Regions from separate parts of the Homo sapiens genome. Here all the other regions are linked to region 3. A link is a contact called in ENCODE Hi-C or POLR2A ChIA-PET data. All regions are on one chromosome and are shown on one strand. Each heading gives the region's core, a stretch centred on a gene start or an enhancer-like site at or near the end of the contact. The rest is flanking DNA. Distances are from core to core; before and after follow the strand shown.

Region 1 (4,332 bases), core at 967-3,466, 130 kb before region 3:
GAAACTGTAATTAAAAAAAAAAAAAAAAAGCCAGGCGCACTGGCTCACGCCTGTAATCCCAGCACTGTGAGAGGCTGAGGCAAGCGGATCACCACGTCAGGAGATCAAGACCATCCTGGCTAACACAGTGAAACCCTGTCTCTACTAAAAACACAAAAAATTAGCCTGGCATGGTGGCACACGCCTGTAGTCTCAGCTACTCGGAAGGCTGAGGCAGGAGAATTGCTTGAACCCGGGAGGCAGAGGTTGCAGTGAGCCGAGATTGCGCCACTGCACTCCAACCTGGGCAACAGAGTGAAACTCCATCTCAAAAAAAAAAAAAAAAAAAAAAGGAAGACATAGATATCTGGACTGTCAGTTCAGTGACTCATTTTATTTGTATTTGAACAAATAAAAAGCAACAAATAAATATGGCTAACTCTTGGTTTTAATTTAGTTATTGGATGTAGGTGATAGGTATAACAGATACTGATTTTACTTTCCTATCATTTTCTCTGAATAATTTTTCATGAGACACTTACGTTTTAAATGAAGATTTCTGAAGTACATCTTTAAAAGATGAAAGTAAACATAAATTGTAATGTTCTGTGTTATGTGAATGTTAATAGGCGACATTTTTTATTTAAACATTTTATGCTGTGTAATTAGTGCATAAAAATGAAATAAGAATTAAATGATCTCAAGTCTCCTGTTAAAGGAAGTTTATTACTGTTCTGTAGCTAAGATTTCTAATACACTTGACCTTTTTATTATTTCAGTTTCAGTAACATAATATCAGATATGAAAGTTGCCAGATCTGCTACAGCTAGAGTTCGTTCAAGACCAGAGCTTCGGATTCAGTTTGATGAAGGCTATGACAATTATCCTGGCCAGGAGAAGACGGATGATCTTAAAAAAAGGTATCAGGCTTTGTAATCTGCTGGGTTTTGTTTGTGTAGTTTGTTTTTACCTTAACTGTAGATTTACCTTATTGTGTGTGTGTGTATTATTGCTGTTGGATATCTGAACATTATGAATACATTTACATCTGTGTTCTTACTCTCTGTATACCACTTCCTAGAGAGGGAACCATGTGCTGGATTTAGCCAGTCCTGTAGTTTTCCATACCTGAAATCAAAACGGGCCATGCTTCACATCTACCCACGATGAATAGGGGTCCTTTCATTTAGAGTAAGCGGAGCTGACTGAATTCTGAGCAAATAAGTATTTTGTGAGAAACATTATTTTTCATTTTAAAAATAAGTGTCTAATACTGTGTATTCATATAGCCTTTATATCTCAATACGTGCTTATCTGTTGGTATACCTTAGAGAAATAACCCACCATCAATGAGAAGAAGGAAAGGCAGGAGGAAAAAAGTTTATATAACACTTTAAAATGGTAGATTATTTGTGGCCATTTGAATTTACTGATTTGAAGTTCTTAAAGATGCTGAGCCATGCCTTACATAGTTATTTTAGAATCTAAAGTTGTTCTGTATTTGCATAACGTTTCTGTTCTTTTTCTTCTTTAAACCCTGAAAGTGATAGATGGGAAGGAGGAACCAGATATTTGGCATGGTCTGACAAAAATTAACTTGTCTTTGTAGCAGGATATGCTCACAACTGGAGTGTTTTCAATGCATTGTATATTCCATGGATTTGTTTTAAGTAAAATCAGAAACTTGAGTTAACTCTTTCTGGGTGTTAAATTAATGATTTATACAGGAAAGTTGGAAAAGGTGGTCAGCAGTTAACACCGGAAGTTCAAGAGGTTATGGTGACTTTGGAAGATTATTTGAATTACTAATTTAAAGTGATTTAGCATCTGTTACATATTATTGAATAAAGGAGAAGGTGTACTTGGAGTTTTACTTAAGAATATTTAACTGAATCAGTTAATCCTCGAGAATATTTAACTGAATCATTCATCTTGGACATGATTCTGTGCAACTACATTAGGATGGTATATTATAATTTGATTTTTAATATTAGATTTGATATTTAATATTTAAAAAATTAGAAGCAAGTAGGAAAGGGTTTTCTGTGCTTTCAATGTGTTAAAAAGCCAGCCAGAGGTGAGTAAGGGGAAGCAATGGTGAGACGCCAAGTTTTTCACCCTGCTATGACTGGGGCAGGATCTGGGATATCAACCCCAGACAACCCAGGCCTGGATTGATTTTTTCTGTTGGAGATTGACAGTTCACACTGGCCTGCCTCAGAATGTTGGCACTGCCACTGACTAATTCTGTGACTGGGGCACCTTTTATAGCCTCCATCAGGCTGTTTCCCCAGCTATAAAATGCTGAAAGTGAAACCTAGCTTAAATGGCTTTCTTAAGGAATAGAAAAGAAACACGTGTAAACTATCTGGTACATAGTAGGTGCTCAGCAAATGTCCATTCCCTCTCTTTGTAGTACGTTCCTCTTTTGAAATTCAATACTTTATCAAGGCATTTGCCCTCTGCTGTGACTTGCTTTAATCCACCATCCTGTTTATCAGACGTGCGGTTGAGGGAGAAGAATGCAAGGCACTGAAGAGAGTTATGGAGCGTAAAAGCCTTTGTTTACAAATAACTTGGAACCTGTTAGAGGGAAGATTATATGATTTGAGATCACATTATTTAACGTTCATATGGTATTTGCATTTTTCCAGTTATTTCTATTTAGTAGAGAGAAGTAATTTAGTTTATAAAAAAACAAGAATTCAAAATTATTTTTAAAACTAACCCTCCAGTTTATTATTTTTTATTTTTCTTCGAGACGGAGTCTCGCTCTTATCGCCCAGCCTGGAGTGTAGTGGCACAATGTCGGCTCACTGCAACTTCTGCTTCCTGGGTTCAAGGGATTCTCCTGCCTTAGCCTCTCAAGTAGCAGAGATTACAGGCACCTGCCATCACACCTGGCTAATTTTTTTTGTGTGTTTTTAGTAGAGACGGGGTTTCACCATGTTGGCCAGGCTGGTCTCAAACTCCTGACCTCAGGTAATCTACCTGCCTTGGCCTCCCAAAGTGCTGGGATTACAGGCGTGAGCCACCTCGCCTGGCCAGCCATCCAGTTTATAAACTGGATTTTAATCTGCCAGTAAATGTATTCAAGTAAATATGTGAATTGATGCATAAAGCAGTTGATTATCAAGTGTGTAAGAAAATGTTACCTATTAACTCTCTGATATTAATTTCAATAGTTAATTAAAAATAGTCACGTAAAGAAAGTTAATAATTATTTTAAAATACAGAATGATTGCCTTATGAAAGGGAATGTTGTGATTTACCAATGCAATCTTTTATAATTATAATTTGTAATTAAACATTGCAGTGTTTTCTGCCCTTAAAGACAAATGTTGAGTTTAACAGCTTCTATTTTGGCATGGTTATAGTTTTTCACAACATGGAGTTTTTAAAACCTTAATATAAACGTGAAAAAATAAAAATTATGGCAAATTAAGCTAATCTTTTCAATTAGGTATTTTGGAAATTGCTGTAATTGATTTGTTGTATTATGAAGCAAAACTTCAAGTGCACATTTCTGTTTTTTGTTTATCAGTCCTAAAAATGTGGCAATTTAGCTAATATTTTTGATGTGGGTCAGTGGAATTTTTAATTTCTACATAGAATATTTCACTTAAGATATTTTCTCATAGTTTTTGTTGACAGTTTAAAATATATTCATTAAAATGTTATTTTCTTTTTTTGGACTTAGGAAAAATATATTCACAGGGAAAAGACTTAATATTTTTGACATGATGGCAGTTACTAAAGAAGCACCTGAAACAGGTTTGTTAAGAATAACACTCTTTCTCAGGTGGAGAAACATTCCATCGTTCCAGGATGTCCTTAGTGTTCTAATAGTTTGGATATTTTAATATTCCATTCTGTCATTGGCCTGGATCCTGCTTATGAATGTGGCGGTTGTTACAAGGAAAACTTGGGACTGTAATGTCCGCCTAAACTGGGAAGGCGTCAAGAGACCAAAGAATAATTTGGGCAAGTCCAGCTTGATGAATAGATGAGTTTACTAGAACTTACATTACATACTGGACATTCCTGAGCAGCTCTAGAGTCACCCTGCCTCCCATCTCTAAGCAGCCTTTCAGCTAATGTTTTGTTTGCCTACTCTGTGTGCGCGATGACTGTTACCTGATATGTTCCCAGGTATGCCCTGGGATGTTTGGGTTCTCAGGGACACCTGCTCCTCAGCTAGGCACCATGGCCTTGGCTCCCTGCTCAGCCTTCAGGATCCAAGCAACACACATACACTCTTAAGTAACCTGGTGGGGGTTACTACAGTTGTCAACATTGCTAGTTTCGGTCAGGCTTCCCCCTTGAAATGTTGCATTCTGTGAGACAGCGGGA
Region 2 (4,206 bases), core at 1,137-3,636, 67 kb after region 3:
TGAGTAAGTAAGGTCCCATGTTAGAGCTGCAGGATGGGATGAGGTCATCAAGAAATGCTTCTGGAGGGGCCAGTTGGGCTGAGACAGAAGCTGGGGCATGGAGGGCAGGGTGGCAGCCTTTGGAGAGAAAAGGTCCGTGTTCCTGGACAGTCTATGGGTTGTGTCATCCTATTAAGTGGCTCTTTACGTGTACTTATTTTCTCCCCAGGTAGATCAAAAGCTTCTGGAGGGCATGTTCTGTGTCTCATTCCTTCATGTCTTTCGCTACTCCTTCCACAAAATAGTTTCCAGTAAATGTTAGTTGACATGAATTGGTACTCAAATGGATGGTTAAAAGATGTGTATTGTGTAAGACACCATATCTTCCTTGTAATTTTTTTGGGGGTCAAGCAACAAACAGTTATTGAGGCTATGATATTAGAAATTAAAGACAAGCTTTAGCCCATTTGCTCTTTAAGGAACTCAGAATCTGAACATAGAACAGCCAGCAGAGCAGGTTGAACAAGCAAGTACACCATGTCGGGGTTCCCCGACTACACCATGTCGGGGTTCCCCGACTCCCCCATCTGTGGAGCTCATTGGGTCAGGCTTCCCAGGAAGCACATGCTGCACTGCTTGGGGTGGCCAGGCATGCAGATGGCAGATGGGGTGTGTGCAGAGGCTTGTGAGTGGGGCTGCAGAGAAACAAGCTAGTGGAGAGGAGATTGGCTGGCTTGTGTTTCTCTAGTGCCGTCATGTAGAAACGCTGGATTTGGGCAAGTGATTGACAGGGCATGAACCTCTGTCCTGACATCCTGCCTCTGTCCTCAGGTAATATTTGTTGAGAGTTCAAGGGCATAATATTTCAGAGCCCAGCAGTCTCACGCGGCTCTGCTGCGAAGTCCTTCTGGTGAACTGCTCTTCCATCCAGCCTCTCCTGTGGCCAGTAGGGGAGTGCAGACACAACGTCGTTAATAGCAACACATTTTTACAAAATTTACCTTTTCAAACCCCACCCCCTAGAAACCGTAGCTTCTTTAATGTCCCGCTGGCTGTGTGAAAAACAGGAATTTATGTAACAAGTCCTGCACAGCAAACCTTTTCCTGTTCGGAAAAAATTTTAATTGTTGGCAAAGTTAGGAAACAGCTCTGTTACTCAAAGAGCGACCTGAAATGTCCTCTTAGAAAAATATGTAATATGATGTTTTGATAAGTAGGAGACTGCTGTGGCTTTTTTTTTTTTAAAGTCTAAATTAGTATATGTCCCACCTGAGTTAGTGAACGCTTCTTGAATGTTTTAAAGATTTCCTTATTATGTCTCCTGCAGTCTTTTTAAAAATGACCCCCAGCTGGGCTTGCCAGTGATCTGACAGGCTTATCATGAATGTTAGAGAGCTTCACCCCCTCTCCCCAAGTCAATGCAACAACCAGGAAGCTTCTATCTGGGAAGATCTTTCTTCCCCCTTTATCATTAACTAAATGTGACAGGGACAGGAGTCAAGCTTCCTCTCCTCCAGAGATTTCATCGGAGCTTATCTGTGTGTCTATTGTGTTCAAAGAACAAAACTGTCATGATGGAATATTGTGCAAATGCCTGGACTTCCAGTGTATAGAAAATGTCAGGGTCAGACTGCAGGGCTGCATTCCAGTGCTACCCCAAGTGCGGGCCTGCTGATCTTAAGGAGGAATTAAGAACTCGGTTCGGCTGGGGTTGGTGGGTACAGCAGACAAGGCTGTGGCTCTGTGAGCATACATGTGTGTGTGTGGCGCCTTCCCATAGGAATTTGGGGATCTTAGGGGAATGCAATAGGATGGGAGGGAAATGTACTCCCTGGCCTCTTTTAGGGATTCTTGTACCTACTCTAAGCCCCTGGCCCTCCTCACAGCGTGTCTCGAGGTGAGGGTAGATCTTGGGTGTGGAGGAAGGTGGGGATTCTTGGGAACAGGAGACAGTCACTGCCATCACCACACACCTGCTCCGTTCCAGCCGGGAATCTGGGGCTCCGGTGGTGTCTTCCCCGCTCTCACACTTCACTGTATGCTCTGGCAGGAGGGCTTGTCACGTAGCTGCTGTGTTGAAATCTTTAGGCGGAATGCAGTACAGAGAGTCAGAGGGCGTTTTGAAATGTGGATTTCTCAGCCCTGACTGCTGGGCCTTACCCTGACTTTTGCATCTCCCTTTAGAAAGTGAGACCCCTCCATTTTCTCTCTTCTACCACCTTTTAATGAGAGAAGACTTCTCTCCCAGTTTGTGTTGGAGCCAGGCCTCATCCTGCTGTGCAGAGGCTCTGCTCAGGCGCAGTGGTTGGCACTCGGGCCCGGGCGTCCCATGTCAATGGCATGAGGATGTGGGCGCTGTGGCTGCACCCCTGGGTGACCACAAATCCAGCCAGAGCCTTTTTGTGGTTGAGAAGAGGGGCCGCAGAGATGCAGGGGGCATGGTCAGCTGAGCCTTGCATCCAGTTGGCAGAGGAGGCCAAGAAAGCTGGGAGACTGTGCACATTCCAGGGTCTTAGGGCACCCAGAATCCCACTCCTTGGGAGCAGACCTCTGAGGAAAGAGGCTGCTGAATGAACAAGGTGTAGTGGCTGTGTGCCCTGTACTGTGCTGGGGGCCAGAAGCTATAAGACAAGGCCCTTCCTTCTGGGGAGCTCACAGCGTTTCCCTCGTCTCCTTTTCCACGTGTCCCACGGACTCCCCTGAACACCATCTTACTCTGTGTTGTAGAGGAGGTGAATCAAACCATGGCTTTCTCATCTGCAGCCTGGCTCTGGTGTTTCTGCTGAAACTTGGAGAGACCACCTCTGGCCCCTTTCACCATATATTTGCAGTTGTGGGTTTGTATCTGTACTACTTCTAAGCTCCTATACATACCACACTGAATAGGAATAGAGAAGCAGGACTTTGGGGCGCAGGATACCACTATTCTAAGTTGGGGTCTAATATTCCCTTCATGGTGACTGCTTACATGCCAGGCACCGCTGAGCATTTTTATGTATCTCATTTAGTACATGTAACAACCCTGATAAGGCTCTGTAATTTAGCCCTGCTTTACAGGTGAGGAAACTTAAGACACATTAGGGGCTAGGCAGCTTCCCAAGGTCACCTAGGTAAGTAAGTAGCAGAGCCACCCAGGAAGTACTCAAAAGAAAGATTGTTGGTTTTTCTTCCCTAGTTGGCCTAGGGATGATAAACATGGCATGATTAGTTATGAAGCTGCGGTAGCTTGAGAGTTAGAGCTCTTTGCGTTCTCTGTCATTTCTTCCCATCCCAGGTTGTCTGTTTGGACAGTGTAGCCCCTGGCTACGTGGAGGTGTGTCATGGAGTTAGTTGGTGCATCCTGCTCATACTACTGGTCATTGGTAGAACTGGAGGGTAGGGGCACTACTTGAATTAAAAAAAAATTTCTTTTGGCAGGTCAGCTTTCTCAAATACAAAAGCAATGACTCTGTTTTCCTTACATTCACTTGTATTTGCTTAATGGGCTTTAAAGGTGTGAATGAATCCAAGTCTTATTAATTTGGGGGCCTTTAATTCTTGATCAGCTCTATATTTCTATATTCTTTTTTTTTTTTTTTTTTTGGCGACAGAGTGTTTAACTCTTGTTGCCCAGGCTGGAGTGATCTCAGCTCACCGCAGTCTCCTTCTCCTGCCTCAGCCTGCCAAGTAGCTGGGATTACTGGCGCCTGCCACCACACCCGACTAATTTTTGTATTTTTAGTAGAGATGGGGTTTCACCATGTTGGCTAGGCTGGTCTTGAACTCCTGACCTCAGGTGATCTGCCTGCCTTGGCCTCCTACAGTGCTGGGATTATAGGTGTGAACCACCATGCCTGGCCTATATTCTATATTCTATATATTCTATATTCTTTTGTCTTTTTTGTTTCTGTAAGTATGTGGGCCCAGTAATATAAAACTTCTTTATGTAAATGGCACAGGTTCAAACTGAAGAGAATTGGCAGTAGTTTTAAGGATAGTAGAATGGAAGGGGTTTTTGATAGCACTTTGATACAGAGTACTATTGTAGCTAAGCAAAATTTAAGCGGTTATTAAAACCAATTCCTTTGATTTTTCCATAAAATGTAGCTGTATAAAAGAAGGTATTTACAATACTCTTTATTAAATTTTGTCCCTTCATTAAATTAAGATATAGAATTTTTTTTTTTTTTTTTTTGAGATCGAGTCTCACTCTGTCTCCCAGGCTGGAGTGCAGTGGCACGATCTCGC
Region 3 (4,576 bases), core at 1,442-3,941:
TTCAAGTGATTCTCCTGCCTCAGCCTCCCAAGTAGCTGGGATTACAGGCATGCACCACTATGCCCAGCTAATTTTTTTTTATTTTTAGTAGAGACAGGGTTTCACCATGTTGGCCAGGCTGGTCTTGAACTCCTGACATCAGGTAGTCTGCCTGCCTCAGCCTCCCAAAGTGCTGGGATTACAGGCATGAGCCACTGTGCCCGGCTCTTTTTTTTTCTTTTCTTTTTTTGAAATGGAGTCTTGCTCTGTCGCTCAGGCTGTAGTACAATGGCACTATCTCAGCTCACTGCAACCTCCGCCTCCCGGGCTCAAGAGATATTCGTGCCTCAGCCTCCCAAGTAGCTAGGATTACGGGTGCCCACCACCACCCCTGGCTAATTTTTGTGTTTTTAGTGGAGATGGGGTTTTGCCATGTTGTCCAGGCTGGTCTCGAACTCCGGGGCTCAAGTGGTCCCTTTGCCCATTGTTAAATTGTGTTATTTGTCCTTTTAGTACTGAGTTTTAAGAATTCTTCATATATTCTAGGTACTAATCCCTTATATATATGATTTACAAATAATTGCTCCCATTCTGTGGGGTTTTTGTGTTTTGTTTTTGAGACGGAGTCTCGCTGTGTCACCCAGGCTGGAGTGCAGTGGCGTGATACTGGCTCACTGCTACCTCTGCCTCCCAGGTTCAAGCTATTCTCCTGTCTCAGCCTCCTGAGTAGCTGGGACTACAGGCATGTGCCACCACACCTGGCTAATTTTTTGTATTTTTAGTAGAGATGGGGTTTCACTGTGTTAGCCAGGATGGTCTCCATCTCCTGACCTCGTGATCCACCTGCCATGGCCTCCCAAAGTGCTGGGATTACAGTCATGAGCCACCATGCCCTGCTGGGTTTTTTCATTTTTTTTGGAGGTAGTGTCCTATTTTTTTAAAATTTGTGGTAAAATATACATAAAATACACTATCTTAACCGTTTTAAAACGTACTGTTCCGTGACATTAAGTACTTTCATTTTGTTATGCCAACCCATTGTAATCACCATCCATCTTCAGAACTCTTTTCATCTTGCAAAACTGTAACTTTGTGTCTGTTAAACAATAACTTCGCATTTCCTCCTTCTTCAGGCTTTTGACAGCCACCATTCTACTTTCTGTCTCTATGAATTTGACTACTTTAGGTCCTTTATAGGAGTGGAATCCTATTTTGTGACTGGTTTATTTCACTTAGCACAATGTCTTCAAGGTCCATCCATGTTGTAACTTGTGTCCTACTCTATTCTATGTATATATCACATTTTGTTTATCCATTCATCCCTCAATGGACACCTTTTGGGTGTTGTGAATAGTACTGCTGTGAATATGGATGTACAAACGGTGGTGTCCTTTGAAGCAAAAATGTTCTTAATTTTGATGAAGTCCAAAGTATCTATTTTTTTTTCTTTTGTAGCTTGTGCTTTTGGTGTCATGTCTAAGAAACCATTGCCTAATCCAAGATCGGAAAGATTTATCCCTATGTTTTCTTCTAAGAGTTTAATGTATTAGTTCTTACATTTAGGTCTTTGATTCTTTTGAGTTGATTTTGGTATATGCCATGAGGTCACAGTCATAGTTTATGGAATGCGGCCCTAAACTTAAGCTCTAGTTGTTGGTCTGCTTTGGTTATGCTGAAAAGTTGCAGCATAAATACTTTTCGCAGGGATCCCTCCTCCACAATGCTGCCACTCCACCCTGCAGGACTCTAAGTCCAGCCTCTCTTGGCCCTGAATGATTGAGAACTCTGGAACAAAGACCTTGGCAATAATGTTTTTATATCCATTTCATTTTTCCTCATTGGTCATAACGGCTTTATTCTTTCTCACTTATCCACCCCACAACATAATTTATGTTAGGTGGAAAATTGCCCCTAACTTTAGTAAGCCTCTTTGGGGTGGGAAAATCCTCACCTGTATGGAGGCATTGCCCCTTGATTCTTGGTTTCTGAACCACATTCCTGCAGAGTGGTGCCCTGCGGGAATCTTGGTATTATACTTTAAGGCAACTTCCTTCCCATTTAAGAAATTAAAAAGATTTAGACAAAGAAAAATGACAGAGTGGTGTTGAGGAGTGGTGTTGGCAAAGCTTGTAGTCTTCACAGTATGGGAAGGGAAAAATAGTTTTAGGCTCTTTCCCTATTTGCCAGGCCAGTCATTAAGTGACAAGCTTTTCCTGGTTTTTCCTTTTTTTTTTTTGAGAAGTTTTGCTCCCACGCCCAGTCTGGAGTGCAGTGGCGCGATCTCGGCCCACCCCAACCTCCACCTCTTGGGTTCAAGCAATTATCCTGCCTCAGCCTTCCGAGTAGCTGGGATTACAGGCGCGCGCCACTGCACCTGGCTACATTTTTGTATTTTTAGTGGACACGGGGTTTCACCATGTTGGCCAGGCTGGTCTTCAACTCCTGACCTCAGGTAATCTGCCACCTTGGCCTCCCAGCATGCTAGGATTACAGGCGTGAGCTACTGCACCAGGCTGGTTTTTCCATGTTGACAAATGATTTTTGCTTTTCAGTGGGAACAAAAAGAAGAACAAAAGCAAACAGCCCCAGACTGTTTAGAAGGATCCCCTTGGCTTGCCCTGTGTGTAAACGACACCGAGATTTTCTGTATAATCAGAGATTCTCAAGAGTTTCAGTTCCCCTTGCTGTTTAAATTAGCAGGACTTGAATTCCTAGAACAAATATGCCTAGCATTGTGGCAGGACTGGAGTTCCTGGTTTAGCTACTTATATTTTAAACCTCCTTCCCTTATTTTTTGGACATAGAAAGGTAGAAGATATAATACTATCAATTTTTTTGAAGTGGTGGGCATTATTTTGTAAATTAAAAATGTTAGATGTAATGTAGTTAAAGGTTCTTATCACTTGACTGCTGAGCACAAGAAAAGCCCAAACCAGGCTACTTGTTGTAGGTCCTCTGGTTTCAGAATGATTTATGCTCACTTTACTAGCACATATTTAGTTGCCTTGAACCTTCTCAACTGTAGCTTCCTCTTACAGAACACAGTGCCCCACAAGGAGACTTTGAATCTGTGATCTCCTCCCAGGTTTTAGCCGAAGCCCACAACCCACTGAGCATGTGAAGCAAGGGCCATTGGTGGATGGGTCTTATGTCCATATGCAGGTTGAATATTCCTAATCTGAAAATCTAAAATCCTAAATGCTCCAAAATCTGAAACTTCTTGAGTGGCAACATGATGCTCAAAGGAAATGCTCAGTGGAGGGTTTTGGATTTTTGGATTAGGGATGCTTAACTGGTAAGTTTAATGCAAATGTTCCAAAATCTGAAAAAATCCAAAGTCCAAAATGCTTCTGGTTCCAATCATTTTGGATAAGGGATAGTCAGTCTGCACTTGATATACCTCTAGAGGCTGTGAAATCTTAGGCAGTTCAAAAGTCATGTTGTTTGGCTGGGTGCAGTGGCTCACGCCTGTAATCCCAGCACCTTGGGAGGCCGAGGCGGGCAGATCACCTGAGGTTGGGAGTTCGAGACCAGCCTGACCAACATGGAGAAACCCCATCTCTACTAAAAATACAAAATTAGCTGGGCGTGGTGGCGCATGCCTGTAATCCCAGCTACTCGGGAGGCTGAGGCAGGAGAATAGCTTGAACCCGGGAGGCGGAGGTTGCAGTGGGCCGAGATTGCACCACTGCACTCCAGCCTGGGCAACAAGAGTGAAACTCTGTCTGAAAAAAAAAAAAAAAGTCATGTTGTTTTAACTATTCATTGCCATTTGTTGGTTGGGCCTCTTCAACCATTGTGATCCAATCCTAGTTCAATCCCTTGTTGAATTCAAGTATTGAGGTCTTAGGATGAATGAACAAGGCTTTGGGCTGGCACATAAAGGTGGGACACCCACAGGTCCTGCTCTTTGGGAGTTTGGGTAAGTGTATTTTATTCCCGAGATGCACTTGTAAAAATATACATGGTAGGCCATAGGTGGTCTCACAGTTTGTCTGTAGTAGTACAGTTACTGTTTGATTCAGGGGAGTGAGAGGTGAGTCTGTTTCAGAGCAGGTGCCTGGGGGACAACCTGGAGAGGAAGGTTGAGCCTGCAGGGCTTTGGATGTGTGAAGGTAATGATTCCCAGTAGTGTTTTGTATTATTTCAAAGTACTTCTATACCATTGTTACCTCCCACCAGGTCTCATCTGCTTCTGTCAGTAGGTTGGCCATGTCCCCATTTCACAGATGAGGAAACTTGGCTTTGAGAGTGTGGCTTGGTGCAACTGAGATTTGGGTCTAGATCGTATGAGTCGATTCCACTATACATTTTCTAGGAAGTGGTAGTAGCGTGAACAAAAAAGCTGAAGAGGACGGACTCAGGTAGCATGGTGAGTTCTTTGGGACTGGGGAGGGGAAGGGTGAAAAGTGCAGAAAGGGATGAGGGGGTTGTACAGTGACAAGGTTTGTCCAGACAAGTTGCGAGAGTGCCCGGGAAGACTGAAACCCTCACGGGGTGTGTGTGTGTGTGTGTGTGTGTGTGTGTGTGTAAACAGCTCTTTTGAGGAATAGCTGATGTATAATCTGCACATATTTAGAATGTACAGTTTGGTAAG

Evidence for each region. Hi-C counts contacts between places; a loop is a spot of excess contacts on that map. ChIA-PET counts read pairs that join two places held with the same protein, here RNA polymerase II (POLR2A). Pooled maps may share reads with other maps.
Region 1: a pooled map shows a loop between it and region 3 (2.0-fold over the local background). The contact joins two enhancer-like sites. A Hi-C loop is called at or near these places in 1 of 50 pooled maps. POLR2A ChIA-PET finds 5 or more read pairs at or near these places in 2 of 52 experiments (PC-9 and T-cell).
Region 2: a loop to region 3 is called in a pooled map, with 2.8 times the contacts of the local background. The contact joins two enhancer-like sites. A Hi-C loop is called at or near these places in 2 of 168 maps with a recorded cell type or tissue (CD4-positive, alpha-beta T cell and esophagus muscularis mucosa), 1 of 37 single-sample maps with no recorded cell type and 1 of 50 pooled maps. POLR2A ChIA-PET finds 5 or more read pairs at or near these places in 5 of 52 experiments (Caco-2, T-cell, activated T-cell and 1 more).

The regions. Positions count from the first base shown.
Region 1 is chr13:40,753,440-40,757,771 of GRCh38, reverse strand. It overlaps MRPS31 (mitochondrial ribosomal protein S31), which reads left to right. Exons shown (of 7, transcript NM_005830.4): 4 at 759-899; 5 at 3,680-3,753. Among named protein-coding and RNA genes, the nearest start is that of MRPS31, 16 kb to the left of the region's middle. Within about 2 kb of position 2,216, at least 2 of the 41 ENCODE cell types and tissues checked have a DNase peak (open chromatin) inside an H3K27ac peak, as active enhancers do.
Region 2 is chr13:40,561,299-40,565,504 of GRCh38, reverse strand. All of the region lies in intron 1 of FOXO1 (forkhead box O1), which reads left to right. Among named protein-coding and RNA genes, the nearest start is that of LINC00598, 82 kb to the right of the region's middle. RefSeq lists enhancers at 452-541, 1,424-2,177. Within about 2 kb of position 2,386, at least 12 of the 41 ENCODE cell types and tissues checked have a DNase peak (open chromatin) inside an H3K27ac peak, as active enhancers do.
Region 3 is chr13:40,628,291-40,632,866 of GRCh38, reverse strand. All of the region lies in intron 1 of FOXO1 (forkhead box O1), which reads left to right. Among named protein-coding and RNA genes, the nearest start is that of FOXO1, 36 kb to the left of the region's middle. RefSeq lists an enhancer at 2,684-2,783. Within about 2 kb of position 2,691, at least 3 of the 41 ENCODE cell types and tissues checked have a DNase peak (open chromatin) inside an H3K27ac peak, as active enhancers do.